2 separate regions of the Homo sapiens genome follow, and region 2 is linked to region 1. Evidence: chromatin contacts called from ENCODE Hi-C or POLR2A ChIA-PET data. All regions are on one chromosome and are shown on one strand. The core of a region is the stretch at or near the end of the contact, and the rest is flanking DNA. Distances in the headings are between cores, read along the strand shown. Region 1 overlaps COLQ (collagen like tail subunit of asymmetric acetylcholinesterase). Region 2 has its middle 35 kb from the start of COLQ.

Region 1 (4,800 bases), core at 2,301-4,800:
CAGACTGTTGGTGAAGGTGTGTGGAAACAGACACTCTCATCCACTGCTCCTAGGAGGGGATGTGAATTGATGGGGGCTTTGTGGAATTATTTGATGAATAATTTGATGAATTATTCACTTATCAAACCTGGCTTTCCGTCTCTAGATTCATTATGGCCATTACTTAATATACATAGCATTTGAGATACTTCCCCTCAATCAAATGACCAGTATTTATTGTACCGCCTACAATATGCTTGGCTACTTGTTATACAAATGGTTGGAGTTTGTGTGAGAGCAAAGCAATCAAGACAGGGAGACAACCCATCTATGTTCAAGTCAGACTCTACCACTTACCTGGGCACTTATTTGAGCTTCAGTTTACTTATCTCAGATAAGTAATGTTTCAAATGAAGGCAACATTCCGGTTGTAGGCCGATGCTTAGCACATAGTGCTCAATATGTGTTGTTGAGAGTTGTGACAGCTGGCGTTGGCAGGCTACCTAAGGTAGTTTAAAGACTGTTTTTGTGTTCTGCTTTAGGCCACAGGAAAACACCAGAATAAGTTACAAATGAATGAAGATTTAAATATAAAATATGAAACTATAAAATGATTAGAAAAAACCTTGTGAGATTTTTTGGGTAACTTGGGTGTTTGGAAAAACCCAGAAACCATAAAAGAAAATAATTATACATTAAATTCTGCTACATAAAAAAATAATGTGGGAGGCGAGAATTCTACCACTGAACCACCAATGCCTCTCATAAAAAAATAATGTGTGGCAAAAACCAACTCAAAAGGCCAAAACAAACTAGGGAAAATATTTGCAAGCCATATAATAAAGTGTTTCTTTCCTATATATAGGAAAAATAATGTAAGAGAAAAATTGACAACCCAATGAAAAAAATGGAAAAAGTATAAATGGCTTCAAAATGTTTGAAAATATTCTCAGTCTCATTTACTATATGAGAAATGAAAATTAAAACCATGCTGAAGGCTAGGTGCAGTGGCTCACGCCTGTAATCCCAGCACTTTGGGAGGCTGAGGCTAGCAGATCACTTGAGCCCAAGTGTTTGAGACCAGCTGGCCAACATGGCAAAACCCCATCTTGCTAAAAAATACAAAAAATTAGTTGGGCGTGGTTGCACACACCTGTAGTCCCAGCTTCTTGGGAGGCTGAGGTGGGAGGATTGTTTGAGCTTGGGAGGTCAAGGCTGCAGTGAACTGTGATTGCACCACTGTACTCCAGCCTGGGCAACAGAGTGAGACCCACTTTTCACCTATCAAGTAGGCAAAATTCAAGAGGTCAAACATCAGACTGTTGGCGAAGGTGTATGGAAACAGGCACTCTCATCCACTGCTCCTAGGAGGAGACGTGAATTGCTGGGGCCTTTCTGGAGATGAATTAGGCAATATGTGTAAAAATTACAAGTGCCCATACTTTTTGACCCAGTATTTTTATTTCTAGGAATTTATGTAATGGATAGTCTTACCAACATACACAGAGATGCATGTGGAAGGTTATTTAGTTGCATTGTTTGCATCAGCAGATGTTTGCAAATCATCCAAATGCACATCAATGGGGGCAGAATGAACAAATTATGGTTCTTCCAAAGAAAGGGATATTATGCAGCCATAGAAAAGAAAGTGGGGTGGCACGGTGGCTCACAGCTGTAATCCTAGCACTTTGGGAGGGTGAGGTGGGAGGATCACTTGAGGCCAGGAATATGAGACCAGCCTAGGCAACGTAGCAAGACCTCATCTCTAAGAGAAAAATAGAAAAGAAAACAATGTGCATGCATTTTATGTAGTTACAGAATAATTTCTTAGAAATACTGTGAAAAGCCTGGTGCACTGGTGTGTGCCTGTAGTCCCAGCTACTCAGGAGACTGAGGCAGGAGGATCGCTTGAATCTAGAAGTTCTGGGCTATAGTGCACTATGATGATGGGATATCCACACCAAGTTTGGCATCACCACAGTGTCCTTCCAGGAGCGGGGTGCCCCATTGCTCAGGGAGGGGTGAACCCGCTCAGGTTAGAAACAGAGCAGGTCAAAACTCCTGTGCTGATCATTAGTGGGATTATGCCTGCACTCCAGCCTGGGCAGCATAATGAAATGCTGTCTTTTAAACAAAAATACTGTGAAGAAACCAAGAGGGAGTATCATATGTATAATAGAATATTACAAGTAACCCTTTGAGTAAAAGGGGGAAAATATTATACCTACCTATTTGCTTGTATATGCACAAAATATTCCCAGAAGTATACATAGAAAACTAAGTAATGGTTGGTAATAAATAATTGGAACTGGGTAGCTGAGGGAGAGGGGTAGGAGAAAGAATTTTAATGTATACTTGTTTGTATGTTTTGAATTTTGAATCACATGCATGTAATACCTATTCTAAACAATTAAACAAAACACCATCTGTACAAAATACTACCTTTCATCTGGAGCACAAGATGGAATTTTTTGTCTTTAAAAGTCCTTAGATCCAAAGCAGCAAGGAGAATTGAGATCTCAGAGAGTTTCCAGATTGGTAGAATCACAGGATTATAGTGCTGCAAAAAGCCTAAGGTTTATCTTGCCAACTTGCTCAGTTGATAAGTGCTAGTGCTCAACTGAGTCCAAAGGGATCAACCCTAGGCTCCCCAATTTCTGGAATCCAAGGGTTTTAGTGACTTTGAGACCAATGGGTAGAGAAGCCAGTCTGTGCCAGTGGGCAGCCATGGGACTCCCAGGAACCCAGCCTCCCTCCTCCCCACCTGTTGTGGACCCTTGGACAATAGATCCTGGAGGTGGGATGGGGGGTGCAGGGATGGATCTAGGGAAAGGAATAAGTGAGCCAGGTGGTTTTGAATTACAAGTGCCTATAGAGCTAAACTGTCACCATGGAAAAATGAAGGCATGGAAACGTAGTGGCTGGAAGCACAGGGTCTTTCCACGCAGTCACAGTTGTCAGCAGGTGTTGGAAATAACCCACCCTTTGGGCCCGATGCAGCTGGAAGGTTTTGTCTCTGACCTATGGCCAGATCTCCCGAATAATTCTACAAACTTGTCCTCCCCTGTCAAGCACTGGCAGAAGATTTAATAGCACCGGCTGATTTATGTTGGCTGCTGTAATCAAATTCAGAGTCAAGGCGCAGCCAGCCATGGAGAGGTTTCTTTATGTTCCCTTGGCTCCTAATAGCATTGTCTCCGCCTTCCTCTCTACTTACCACATGCCATTTGGTCAAATTAGAACTTGAACTCAAAAAGCAGATGCCTTTCTTTAGATAAGGTCCAAAATAATTCTCTTGTCAGGGAAAGGGGGATGGATTTGTTTCCTTGACTCTGTGTGTGCAAAGGAGGTATTTTTGATATATGACTTATATAAAATAATGACCGACACGAGATGACTGATTTTCTTTCATCCTTGTAGTGAGGATAGACTTTTCCTCCTCAAGACATCTCTGTGGGTTAGGGGTGGGAGACAGAAGAGAATAACTTCTTATATGGTTTGCAGTGATTCAATGACCTGCTCAAGGCCTCTCAATGAGCGGCTTCAGGTTCCTCCAGGTGGCACTGGTGCCTTAGCTCTGTGCAGCTCCAGGGGCCCCTAGACATTTGCCAACAAGGGAGTTGGGCTGACCTACTCCCAACCCTAATCCTTGTGAACATATCTTCTGGTTCTCTGTTGACTATCTAAAATTTTTTAATGGTATTCTTTTTAAAATTAGGAATAATTTCAAACATTCAGAGAAAGTAAAGATAATTGTTCAGGGAACACCAATATGTCCACTGTTTGGGGCTGAATTGTGTCTCCCCCAAATTCATGTTGAAGCCCCAGTAATACCCAGTACCTTAGAATGTGACTGTATTTCTTTTGGTTTTGGTTTTGGTTTTGTTTTTTGAGACGGAGTCTCGCTCTATTGCCCAGGCTGGAGTGCAGTGGTGCAATCTCGGCTCACCGCAACCTTCAGTTTCCGGGTTCAAACGACTCTCCTGCCTCAGCCTCCCAAGTAGCTGGGATTACAGGCACCCACCACCACACCTGGCTAATTTTTGTATTTTTTAGTAGAGAAGGGGTTTCACCATGTTGGCCAGGCTGGTCTCCAACTCCTCACCTCAAGTGATCTACCTGCCTCGGCCTCCCAAAGCGCTGGGATTATAGGCATGAGCCACCATGCCCAGCCAGAATGTGACTATATTTGGAGATGAGGTCTTTATAAAAGTGATTAAGTTAAGATAAGGCCATTAGGGTGGGCATTAATCCAACTTGACTGGTGTTCTTATAAGAAGAGGAAATCTGAACACACAAAGAGACACGAAGGATGTGTTCCGAAGAGAGGCCATGTGAGGACATGGCAAGCAGGTGGCCATGCCCAAGCCAAAGAGAGAGGCCTCAGGAGAAAACAAACCAGCCACACCTTGGTTTTGGCCTTCCAGCCTCAAGGTCTATGAGAAACAAGTCTCTGTTGTTTAAGCCATTCAGTCTGTGGTACTTTGTTACCCCAGCCCTAGAAAACCAATACACGAACCGCAGCGATTCTGCACTGGCTATCATTTTGCTGTAATTACTCTATCATATATCTGTTTATTAATCTTTTTTATTGATGGATTTCAAGTGAGTTGCAGATTTGTCACCCTCTTTGAAGAATAGAATAGGGGAGGTAAATCCATGTTTGATTGAAGACCACCAGCACACCTGATTGAACCCTCTCTGTGGTCGGGATAATCAGAGATTGTTTACTCATGGGAGTTTACAAACCAGGAAACTGAAACCCAGAGATGAACAGTCATTGGGTTTGATTGGAAAGACGTGATTCTGGGCGTTGGTAAG
Region 2 (5,486 bases), core at 876-3,375, 53 kb before region 1:
ATTCCTTTATAGCAACACTAAACAGACTAAGGCAGTTACCTGTCTTTTAAAAATTGAAGAAAAAAGCTGTAAGAATTGTCTAATGTAGAGACATGTTCAGTTAGTTGAGATACATAGGCTCTTTCTGCTTCCTATTTTATTTTTTGACCACTCAGTACCTAAGTGTCACCAGTATTTAATGGGGCTGGTCCTATATTTTATGAGGTTGTTTTTTTTTTTTCCTGGAAGGAATTTACTGAGCCAAAGGCAAAGTCACATCACACCCAAACTAATAATTTCAGGATATATTTGGACTAGCGACCTAAGTTCAAGCATACCACATTTAGACCAACAGAGTTAACCTTAATCTATAAAGAACTCAGACTAGGGACAGTGGCTCACACCTGTAATCCCAGCACTTTGGGAGGCTGAGGCGGGTGGATCACTTGAGATCAGGAGTTCAAGACTAGCCTGGCCAACATGGTGAAACCCTGTCTCTACTAAAAATAAAAAAGTTAGCTGGGCATGGTGGCACACTCCTGTAATCCCAGTTACTCAGGAAGCTGAGGCTCGAGAATCGCTTGAACCTGGGAGGCAGAGGTTGCAATGAGCCGAGATCCCGCCACTGTTCTTGAGCCTGGGCAACAGACTTAGTGTGACTCCCTTTCAAAAATAAAAAAATAAAAATATAAAGAACTCTTATATATAAGAAAAATATTAAGGTGCCAGTAGAAAAATGGGCAAAGGGCGTGAATGTACAATTCACAGAAAAAATATAAATGCTCAGTAAAAGCATGAATATGAATATGTAAGTTATACTGAAAATCCCTTTTTTTTTCCTGGCCTATCCACTTGGCAAAGAACTTTCTAAATTAATCTGAATTTTGGTGAAGTGGAAGTGAAAATGGAGACTCCTATGCTGCTGATGGAAGTTGAAGTTGGTACATTTCTGTAGAGTAATTCTAGCATTGCAGGTATTTGGAGTCTTAAAAATGTTCATACCGCGTAAGTTTTGACCCCGTGAGCTTTTTTTTTTTTTTTTTCAAGACAGGGTCTTGCTCTGTTGCTCAGGCTAGAGTGCAATGACATGATCACGGCTCACTGCATCTTTGACGTCCTTGGACTCAAGTGATCTCTCCATCTCAGTCTCCCGAGTTGCTAGGACTACAAGCGCATACCACCATGCCTGGCTACTCTTTTATTTTATTTTTGTAGAGACAGGGTCTCACTATGTTGCCTAGGTTGGTCCCAAACTCGTGGGCTCACGCTATCCTCTTGCCTCTGCCTCCCAGAGTGCTGGGAATATAGGCATGAGCCACTGTGCCAGGCCCCATTGAGCTTATTTGGGAATATATCCTGAAGAAATAATAAAATATTTGGTCAAATATTTATATAAAAGGCCATGTAGCGTAGTTTTATTTAGGAACAATTCCAATGTTTAATAGTAGGACATTGGTTACATAAGTGATGGTCTATCATCATAAAATAAAAATTGTATTATTTATTAATTGAAAAATAATCACAATACAACGTGTGAAAAGGGCAAGCTACAAAATGAAATGGAGTGAAGTAAGGAAATAACCATAATCATGCATACCTGCTTGCTTACAGAACAGAGATGGGCACAAAATAAACTAAAATTGTAATACAACTTGGTAGATGGAATTGTAGGCAATTTTTATTTAATTTTTTCCTTTATAGAATTTTAAAAATAATTATGTAATTTTTATTATCAGAAGCAGGCACTATTTTAAAAGAATATTTGAAATGGAAAAGCATCACTTATTTTCAGGGTCATTCGTGTTTTTTATCTGCAGTTTTACATAAATTGAAGCATAGGACTTTATATCAAAATTCAGCTTGTTTGCACCACCCATATCAGACTTGTCTACACTGGCTAGTTTAGGCACAAGTGACCACCATGAAGTGGTAGACTTCAGTTTTAGGGGTGAACCCAGAAGATACTGTGACTTGGCCCCTGACAGGCTCGTGGAAGCAGCCTCATTTCTCAGGTATTCTTATGTCCTGCACAGGAGGAAGAGACTATGAAAAGGAGCATTCAGACTGGATAGTTCATGTAACCTCATCAGTCTCCTCCCACTCTGCCTCCGGACACACCTCTGGCAGCCGAATGCAATATAAGATTTTGCCATTAGGTGGTGTAGAGGGCTTGATTAATATTTGTAAGTTGAACTGTGTAAATTTGTTACTAAATACTAGATAAAATTTGGGGAAAATGCCCCTTTCCTAATCATACTCTCAGAGAAAAAAAAAATGCTGACAGGTTATTAGACTGTCCAGCAGAGGTCAGTCTAAGTGTATAAAGACCACATTAGTCCAGGGGCACTAATTGACAGAGTCCATTGACTGCTTATTTAGTAAAAATGATCTTGAAATTAATCTCCTCATAGAAGATTTTCCTTAGAAGGATAAAATATTGAAAATACCCCTCTAAAATGAATCTATTGGTTGATAGATATTTGATAGAATATTTTGTAGCCCCTAGTTTAATAATGAATTTCTTATGTGATCCTATTATATGTGTTAATAATATCCAATTGCCTCATAAAAACTGAGCTTCGAAAGATTATGGCAGTTTTCTTAATTTAGAAAAACCCAGAATCCAGGGTTGAGGAGATGAATGGGAAATGAGTTTTATTATTATTATCATTATTTTGAGACAGCGTATTCTTATGTTGCCCAGGCTGGAGTACAGTGGCACAGTCATAGCTTACTGCAGCCTCGAACTCCCGGGCTCAAATACTTCTCCCACCTCACCCTCCCAAGTAGCTAGGACTACAGGTACATGCCACCACAACTGGCTAATTTTTAAAGTTTTTTGTAGAGATGGGTCTCACACTGTTGCCGAGGCTGGTCTCAAACTCCTGGGCTCAAGCTGTCCTCCCACTTCAACCTCCCAAAGTGAAATGGTTTCTTAGGTTACTTTCTCTACTAATAGTCTTTCCAGAAATCTTTCATATTTCATGGGGTTATTTGGGGATTCAGAAAGCCACCCAGAAGCTCCTAGCCCAATGCCTGGCATATAAAAGGCACTCAATAAGTGCCACTGCATTTTAGGAAGGTGAGAATTTAGAGAAGAGAACACCACTTGGAATCCCTGCTTAGCGGTGAATGTGAAAGTAGACATAGTGGTTTCCCTTTTCTCAAGTGACTGGGTCTTACTTCAAGTAAATTAGACATTTCCTGGAGATCAGGGGTTGTGTATTTTCACTTCTCTATATAGCCATAGTACTCTTTAAGAGTTCACTAACTACGTGTTAAATGGGAACTCATGATGGTTAACAATAGCTCAGTGGAGATGTTCTACAGTTATTTCATACATGCTACTTTGAAGTAGCTCAGCTTATTTTGTGAAGTGAGTGTATGTGCCATAGGGAAAAAAAGTCTCAAATCCATTGCAAGAAAATGGTAGGACTTTTGGACACTGAAGGAAAAAGAAAATGAAATGGAAAATTATATTTAATCCCAAATTGTTTTTGTTCCTTTATTTTCAAGACAGTTAGGCAGTGGGGAAGCAGTGCATGCCAATGAAGAAGCAGCCCATGACTCTGAAATAATGCAAATGTAAAGTGATTACAGTAGAACATCATATGACTGTTTTAAGAAAGTAGGAAACCAGGCTGGGCGCGGTGGCTCACGCCTGTAATCCCAACACTTTGGGAGGCCGAGGCGGGCGGATCACAAGGTCAGGAGATCGAGACCATCCTGACTAACACGGTGGAACCCCGTCTCTACTAAAAATACAAAAAATTAGCCGGGCGTAGTGGCGGGCGCCTGTAGTCCCAGCTACTTGGGAGGCTGAGGCAGGAGAATGGCGTGAACCCAGGAGGCGGAGCTTGCAGTGAGCCAAGCCATTGCACTCCAGCCTGGGTGACAGAGTGAGACTCTGCCTCAAAAAAAAAAAAAAAAAAAAAAAAGAAGAAAGAAAGTAGGAAACCAGTTACATTCCAGATGGGAATTATGACTGAGAAACCCCAAGAAAACTGACTACTGACTATTACAGAGAGTAAAATACAGATGAAGTGTAAATTATCTGGTGTTTTCTGGTTGCATTTGCTGCTGCTAATCTGAATAAATGGAATAATGTGGAAAGAAGAAATTGACAATCCTATAAACTTTACTCTGGGAAGAGATGGAGATAAAAGTGTATGCCTTGGATTCTGATCTGACTGGCAGGATTGCCTCTGGCTTTTGCTAGATTATCTTGAATCTTCCCTCCCTTCCAGGGCCCTCTCTTTTAGAAGAGGCGCTAGCTGGCCAGTGAACCCATGGCACATCCAGGTTGTATGGTCACTCTTCCATTTAGGGAGCTATGAAAGGAACACATAGAAACTCCTGGATCTCCTGTTTCAAAGTTTGAAGGAACCACTTTAAATTTTGATTCAGGGCCTAGAAATACCTGCAGAGATGGCAAGATCCATGATTTTCCTTCTATGCAGTGGTTGCTGGAGCCTGCTCTGTGGAGTGGCTAATCTACAGCCATGTAGTTCACTCCCAAGGCTCACTTCCCTCGTCCCTCCATATTTGCAGGAATTGCCTCCCCATTGCACAGTCAAGTTAGACTCAAGAAGTCAGACCTGGTTTCACCTCAGCCCCAGCTTTGCTTGTGCTGTTTCTGCTGTGATGCTCTGTACACACCCACCCATTTTTGCCGTGTGGAGTTGGCTATATGCTTCAAGGCCCAGCTCAACAGTCCACTCTTCCATGAAGCCTTCCTTTCTCTGAATGTTCCTGCCGCACCTGGGGTGCACCCCTGTCACAAACTCAGTGTTCACGGTGAGCTAAATTCCCATCTCCCTCACCATCTTGTTTTGGGAAGGAAGTAATCCAGGAAGGGTTTATATCACAAAAGCTATAGCAGACAATTTTAAACAAGGATGCAGGGTGAATGGATGAACTACCAAGGATCAGAGGTCCACCCTGATGCCTGGGTATTAAGTAAGCCCAGCGGTTCTTAGAGCAATGCTGGGGATGGGGGGCTGGTGATCGTGAGGCCCTAAAATGACTGAAGTTTTATTTCCACCCTGGCAAAATGAAGGTCAAAATTAAAATTAGATAGAATTACTGAAAATAAATATTTCTTTCACACTGTTGTGGACTGAGATTTATATCCACTACATTCATCAAACCATTTAATGGTTCGTAGTGCCATCCCTGGCTCCCTACCCTCCATCAGCCACTCCATCCATCCCCTCTCCACACCACCCTACATTACTCTTGCGTTTCAGAATTTTTATGGTTATTTTATTTGTTTATTTTGAGACAGAGTTTCCCTCTGTTGCCCAGGCTGGAGTACAATGGCGCAATCTCGGCTCACTGCAACCTCCTCCTCCTGGGTTCAAGTGATTCTCCTGCCTCAGCCTCCCTAGTAGCTGAGATTACAGGTGCCTGCAACCACACCCAGCTAATTTTTGTATTTTTAGTACAGACGAGGTTTCACCATGTTGGTCAGGCCAGTCTCGAACTCCTGACCTCGGTGATCCACC

What was found. A loop is a pair of places that touch in the nucleus more often than their neighbours do. ChIA-PET counts read pairs that join two places held with the same protein, here RNA polymerase II (POLR2A). Pooled maps may share reads with other maps.
Region 2: a loop to region 1 is called in a map of natural killer cell, with 1.9 times the contacts of the local background. The contact joins two enhancer-like sites. A Hi-C loop is called at or near these places in 4 of 168 maps with a recorded cell type or tissue (cardiac septum, endothelial cell of hepatic sinusoid, left ventricle myocardium superior and 1 more), 4 of 37 single-sample maps with no recorded cell type and 14 of 50 pooled maps. POLR2A ChIA-PET finds 5 or more read pairs at or near these places in 3 of 52 experiments (OCI-LY7, activated CD8-positive, alpha-beta memory T cell and naive thymus-derived CD4-positive, alpha-beta T cell).

The regions. Positions count from the first base shown.
Region 1 is chr3:15,503,930-15,508,729 of GRCh38, reverse strand. All of the region lies in intron 1 of COLQ (collagen like tail subunit of asymmetric acetylcholinesterase), which reads left to right. It also overlaps the pseudogene RN7SL110P. Among named protein-coding and RNA genes, the nearest start is that of MIR4270, 10 kb to the right of the region's middle. Within about 2 kb of position 3,550, at least 2 of the 41 ENCODE cell types and tissues checked have a DNase peak (open chromatin) inside an H3K27ac peak, as active enhancers do.
Region 2 is chr3:15,554,395-15,559,880 of GRCh38, reverse strand. No RefSeq gene overlaps it. Among named protein-coding and RNA genes, the nearest start is that of COLQ, 35 kb to the right of the region's middle. Within about 2 kb of position 2,125, at least 9 of the 41 ENCODE cell types and tissues checked have a DNase peak (open chromatin) inside an H3K27ac peak, as active enhancers do.